Linked DNA regions of Homo sapiens: region 2 is linked to region 1. Evidence: chromatin contacts called from ENCODE Hi-C or POLR2A ChIA-PET data. All regions are on one chromosome and are shown on one strand. Each heading gives the region's core, a stretch centred on a gene start or an enhancer-like site at or near the end of the contact. The rest is flanking DNA. Distances are from core to core; before and after follow the strand shown.

Evidence for each region. A loop is a pair of places that touch in the nucleus more often than their neighbours do. ChIA-PET counts read pairs that join two places held with the same protein, here RNA polymerase II (POLR2A).
Region 2: a loop to region 1 is called in a map of endothelial cell of umbilical vein, with 2.6 times the contacts of the local background. The contact joins two enhancer-like sites. A Hi-C loop is called at or near these places in 1 of 168 maps with a recorded cell type or tissue (endothelial cell of umbilical vein). POLR2A ChIA-PET finds 5 or more read pairs at or near these places in 1 of 52 experiments (AG04450).

What each region holds. Positions count from the first base shown.
Region 1 is chr9:88,732,308-88,735,254 of GRCh38, reverse strand. No RefSeq gene overlaps it. Among named protein-coding and RNA genes, the nearest start is that of MIR4289, 12 kb to the left of the region's middle. Within about 2 kb of position 1,379, at least 8 of the 41 ENCODE cell types and tissues checked have a DNase peak (open chromatin) inside an H3K27ac peak, as active enhancers do.
Region 2 is chr9:88,833,799-88,836,745 of GRCh38, reverse strand. No RefSeq gene overlaps it. Among named protein-coding and RNA genes, the nearest start is that of MIR4289, 89 kb to the right of the region's middle. Within about 2 kb of position 1,524, at least 2 of the 41 ENCODE cell types and tissues checked have a DNase peak (open chromatin) inside an H3K27ac peak, as active enhancers do.

The DNA.
Region 1 (2,947 bases), core at 130-2,629:
AGACAAATGTGAATTCAGCAGAAAACTCAAATCAATAAACCAAATGAAAATTCTAGAACTGAAAAATGCGATAACTGAAATTAAGAGCTGAATAGATAGATTTAACAGCAGATTAGTCACAGTCAAATAAAAGATTAGGAAACTGAAAGATTGGCCAATAGAAAAATCCAGAATAAAGAATAGAGAATTTAAAAGGGTATAAAATACCAAAAAAGTATATAAGAAACAAATGTGACATGATGAAGTAGTTTAATATATATACAATTGAAGTGCTACAAGGGAAGGAGAAAGAGATTATGGTGGAAACAATATTTGAAGATTTCTCAAATATCATGAAACCCATAGAAGCAAGAGGTTCAGTGAACCACAAGCAGGGTAAATACAAAGAAAACCATACCTAGAGAACATCATGGTAAAATGCTGGAAATCAACAACAGTGATAAAAACCTTTAGAGCATCCAGAAAAAATTTAAAGGGCATATTAACTTCAAAGGGGCAACAGTAAGACATATACACAGCTGATTTCCCAGCAGAAACAGTAAAAACAGAAGATAATGGCATGACATCTTCACAGTCCTGAAAGGAAATGTCTGTACAGAATAAGCAAGCAGGAGAAGAGAGATCTGAGGCTGTTTACTTCTACAAAAGAAAAATAAACCCCTGGTTGTCTATCAATTACTTATACTGCTTTAATGGGAGTTTTTATTTTTCTGTTTTCACCTTTTTGGATCTTTACTGCCTATTAATTTTTTGTTCTGCTTACGTAACTGAGATAAAGCATTACATGTATTCTAATTCCAAGGAAATAAGTTAATATGTTTTCCTAATGAAGTCTTCAATCTCATTTTTTAAAACTATATTTTATTAGTGGAACTTTCCTCCCATCAAACGCTTACAAATGAATGAGGTCATTGCCTACATTAACTACACATTCCAGTGACTAATTAGAGTGGTATATAGTTTCTTTCCTCCTGCCACACTAAAGTATTTCATTTGCATGGCTAGTGAAATCATTAAGAGTCCCAGAATTTTAATTAAGGCTGTCTGAGTAGGAATCCTGCCTCCACCGCCTACTCACTGTGTGATCTCAGGCAACTTCATGTCTCCAAACCTTGTCCTTTCACAGAGGACAATCATAGCCATTCCTAGGAATTTGTGAGACATATATGAGATTATGCATGTAAAATTCTTGGCACAGTGGAGATTCTGTTTTCTCCAAAAGACATAGGACCCACATGTTTCCAATAAAACTTGGCAATACTAGCAGAAAAAGCAAGTTCTTTTGGCAAACATACACCATCAGTAACGAGCTGACGACACCCATGACAAGGCATGCCCACTGTTACAAGGCCTGCTCCCCTGGGACAGCCGCGCTTTGAACAGGGTCGATGTGTCCCAGACAGCAACAGATGGTTTGTAAAATTGGGAAAGGAAGGGAAGAAAGGTTGTTAAAGCAACCCCACTTTGTGAAATGTCTTCACCCTCAGGGAACACTGAGTAATCCCGGGCACCCCCTGCTTCCTGGGATCTCTAACACCTCCCCACTTCAACCTCTGCAGAGTGAGCATGTCTGTTTGAAAACTGAGCTTCCCCCTCTTCCTGAGTAATCTGGTGCAGTCACATGAAAGTAAAGCCTAGTTCTGGCTTTGGGTTTCTGGTTCTTTCATCCCTTGCCCCATCCCTAAAGCTCCATTTCTTCCCCCACAATCACGAAAAATGAATTAAAGATGAGAGTGGGGAGCAGTGGTGGTGAATTCTTAAGCAATCCTTTCAAGAACTATTCTTGGGGAGAGGGGGTTAAAGGGTTCTCTAAAGTTCATTTTAATTTCCTTGGAATCACTACAGAATCCAGAGAAACATTATATGATTTTTAAAATAATCTTTTTCAGAAACTGATAGGCAACACATACAAGGATTAGATTCAACTTTGTGATTCTAATTTCTCTAAACAGCATGTCATCTGAAATGTGATATGGAAAATCTAAGTTCTAATTTTATTCAACTAGATAATGCATACTTAGGATCTGGCTCTTTCCTTATTATCTTTTCATTGGTGAAGTATTTCCATCTTTTATGGAAGCATAATGCAGAATACAGAAAATATACATATCAAAACTGTGTATGTGTATACAAGTATACCCTTGATGATTTTCTCAATGAAAATTCCATGTAATTCATTAAAATAGTAACCTACCACATTACTGTATCTTCAGGTCCCAGGGCCTGGAAAGCTGAGGGGCATGGGTTTCATTCTGCTAACCCCCTTCCATCTCACCACTGCTTAGCCTCCACCCAAAAGCCTCTACTTTTATCTGTTTTAAGGATTGGGGTTGGGCACTAGATTTTCTTGTGGGAAAAGGAGAGGTTCTCATGTAAAAAAAAATAGTTTTAAAGTTAACAATCTCATCCTGAGATTCAGGGTTCCTTCCTGTTCATAGCTCAGGACGTGGGACGTGCTGTCCCAAGACAAAGATGCTAAGCCAAGACCAGGTGGCAGGTGGGGCTCCAGGGTGAACATAGGGTCCAACATGGGCAAGAGACCTCAATGTGGAAGCAGGGCATGTCCCAGCACCAGATCTATGGGTGAGCCCCTGGTCAAGAGTCAAAAATGGACAAGATACCAGCATTGGAGCAAAGACTTCATTTGTCTGAGTCATTTCCTTCAAGAGTGGTTTGCGTTATGCTTTTGCAAAATGTCCTGGTCTTCTCCAGAACCTGCAGGTTAAATCCATGGAGTTATTCAAATCCAAAGCTCGCCACTCCATTCCAGGCAACAGCTGTGGGAAGTTTCAGCTCCAGGTCTCCGCATCTGATTCAGCCAAATTCCCAGAAATGGTGCGGGTACTTCCCAGGCAACTGGATCCTGTGCCCAGCTCTCCAGAGTAGATGTCATTCTGTTCTCTGTCGTGGAATGCAACTTTACCCTTGCCCTCAATTTCTCCACACT
Region 2 (2,947 bases), core at 275-2,774, 100 kb before region 1:
TCCTCTATAGGTTAAGGTGTCATTCTCTCACACTGCTTTCAAGAATTTTTCTTTGTTTAGGTTCCAGAAATTTGACTACAATGTGTCTTGGTATGGATTTTTTAGATTTGTTCTATTTGGATTTGCACAATAATTTCCACTCTTTCATTTTTAATAAACAATTAAAGAGCATTTTCTGACTTGTGGGGGTATCTTCTCTTCTGCAGTGAACTTTATGTCTCAATTATGAAGTAAACCATATTGGGAATTTGGAAATTCAAAATTTTAAAGCAAATGCAAGTCTCAGAAAAGGGCTATGCTTGTGAGGGAAGATATAAGGCTGAACAAGTGGTCACCATGAAGAGATTTGGGTGAGTTTTGCCATGAGCGCCTGTGGAACATGCAGCGGAGAGAAGAGCAGAGCCCTGTTAGGTGGCTCTCCATACCTTCCTCACATTAGTAGCCATGATGCCACTAAAGAGCCCATTACAGGGTGAAGGTTCAAACAATGTTGAATGAATAAAAGTGAAAATGAGTGGTGAAGAATATTCAGTCTTCAGAAAACTTTCCTGACTTTTGGGATTTTCCAAAGAAAATTAATTTCTTCTGGCTTTGCTTTGTCTTATGTTCTCCCATTTATTTTAGAAAGCACCATGTTTCTTCAAAAAAGTTGAGAACTCCTAACATACAAAAAGAAGTGTTAGCTCACTGCCCTAAAAAGTTGGGATGAGGCCAGAGGACACAGATAATTAGTTATCTAGGGACTGGTGGTTTGGGCTGAGAGGCCATAAAAGGAAGGAAAAAAAGCCAAGTTTGGTATTAATATAAAGAGACTATGACGAAAAGGAAGTGGGAAGCAAGCAATTTAGAGATTGAATAATTGGATTTGGGAAACAAAATTTTGCTCGATGAAAAGTAGGCAAATTGCTCAAGTCTCTTTGTACGTTAATGCAGCTCAAGAATGGTTGACATGGGTGTCACATTAGTTTCTGAAATGAAATATAAAATAAAAATTGAAGCCAAACTACAAGTATATTAAAATAAACTTTTAAGACATTTTTATCAGAGTGATATATGGTTAAAGTATCATTATATAAATAAAAAATATTGTCATATAAAAATCCTGCTTAAACAAATATATCATGTTTCCCAGTAATAACCACACTTCAACATTTTTAGCTATTTCTTAGGGTAGTTACATTTACAACTCTAAGTAGTATGCTTACATTTTTGGTTCATTCAATATTTAGATATTATTTAACTTCTGATAATTGAGAAGCTAGCTCTCTCAAACTACATTTCATCTCCCTTTATCTATCTTGAAGTATAGTCATAACACTACTTTAAGTTAGACAGAGGGCACTTACATTACCCTGCTCTTATGCGACTGTGGTTTACCACAATTTCCTCTTCTTTTGAGTCTGGTTTTCTAGAGGTTTTTTTTTTGTTAATTTGACTTCTTATCAAGCAATGTCTTCCTCTTTAATAGTCTTTATTTTACCTCCAAACTTCATTGTTTCAGGTCCTTCCTGGAATCCTTCCTGGTCTTGGCTGGCTGTTCTCCAGGACTGCTCAACAGCTTCTAAAAGCTCACACATTGCTCTATTTGGTGGATTTGATCTAGTATTTCATTTTAGATAAGTGCAACCTTAAGTAACTTCTGAGGAAAGACTGAATAAGAAGTAAACATTTTGAGTTCTTGCATGCCTGAAATGTCTTCACTCTGTAATCATACTTATTTAATATCTGCTGTGGATATTAGAATTCTACACTCCAAATTATTCTTCCACAGAATTTTGAAGGCATTGCTTTATTGCCTTCCTCATGCAGGCTAATGACATTCTTAGTTATGTTCTGTTAAAGGTGATCTGTTTTTCTCTTGGAGTTTTCAAATTTTTTTTTTTTTTTGAGACGGAGTCTTGCTGTGTGGCCCAGGCTGGAGTGCAGTGGCACGATCTCGGCTCACTGCAATCTCCGCTTCCCAGGTTCATGCCATTCTCCTGCCTCAGCCTCCCAAGTAGCTGGGACTACAGGTGCCCGCCACCACGCCTGGCTAATTTTTTTGTATTTTTAGTAGAGATGGGGTTTCACCGTGTTAGCCAGGATGGTCTGGATCTCCTCATGATCCGCCCGCCTCGGCCTCTCCAAGTGCTGGGATTACAGGCGTGAGCCACCGCACCTGGCCTTAGTTTTTATTTTGCAGTTGTGTCCTGAAATTCCATAATTATGTACCTTGGACTGTTTTTGTTTTTTTAAATTTAATTGTGGTAGACTTTTCAAGGATATGTTCAATCTTGAGATGCATGTACTTCCATTTAGAGAAATTTTTTTGGTAATTTCTTCCCCTTAATCTTTTCCTTTTCACTTCATCTAGAATTTCTGTTTTTTAATGGTTTGACCACCAGATTTATCTTCTAGGTCTTTTGTCTTCTTTATTTGCTGTCTTTTTTCTCTCTTCTAGGAGAATTCCTTCACCTGTAGCTATAAACTGAATATTTGTGCCTGTCCTCAAATTCTGAAATATGTTGAAGCCTGTTATGGCTTGAATGTATCCCTCAAAAGGTATGCATTGGAAACTTAATCCCCAACACAACAATATTAAGTGGTAAGATCTTTAAGAGGTGATCAGACCACAGTTGCTGCCCTTCAGCCAAGACCTGCCTGGAGGGAGATGACATAAGCACATATTATTCCAGCCTTCCTTATTTTTTTTTCTGTGACTCTCTGAACAAAAGCTAGTCTCTCATTTTTTCTAGAATGCAGGGCAAGTAAAATCATTCATTCAGGCAATACGTTGATTAAATATCAACCCTATGTTGGGCATTGTGCTTGGACTGAGAACATCCATCTGGTCTGGAAGGCAGACTATAAAATCATCATTGTGCAACAGAGTAAGAGCCAGACTGGAGTTTTGGTGTTGGTTGGGGGTTCAGTGGATGAACAAAGCAAGTGGGGGATCCCAGGCAGG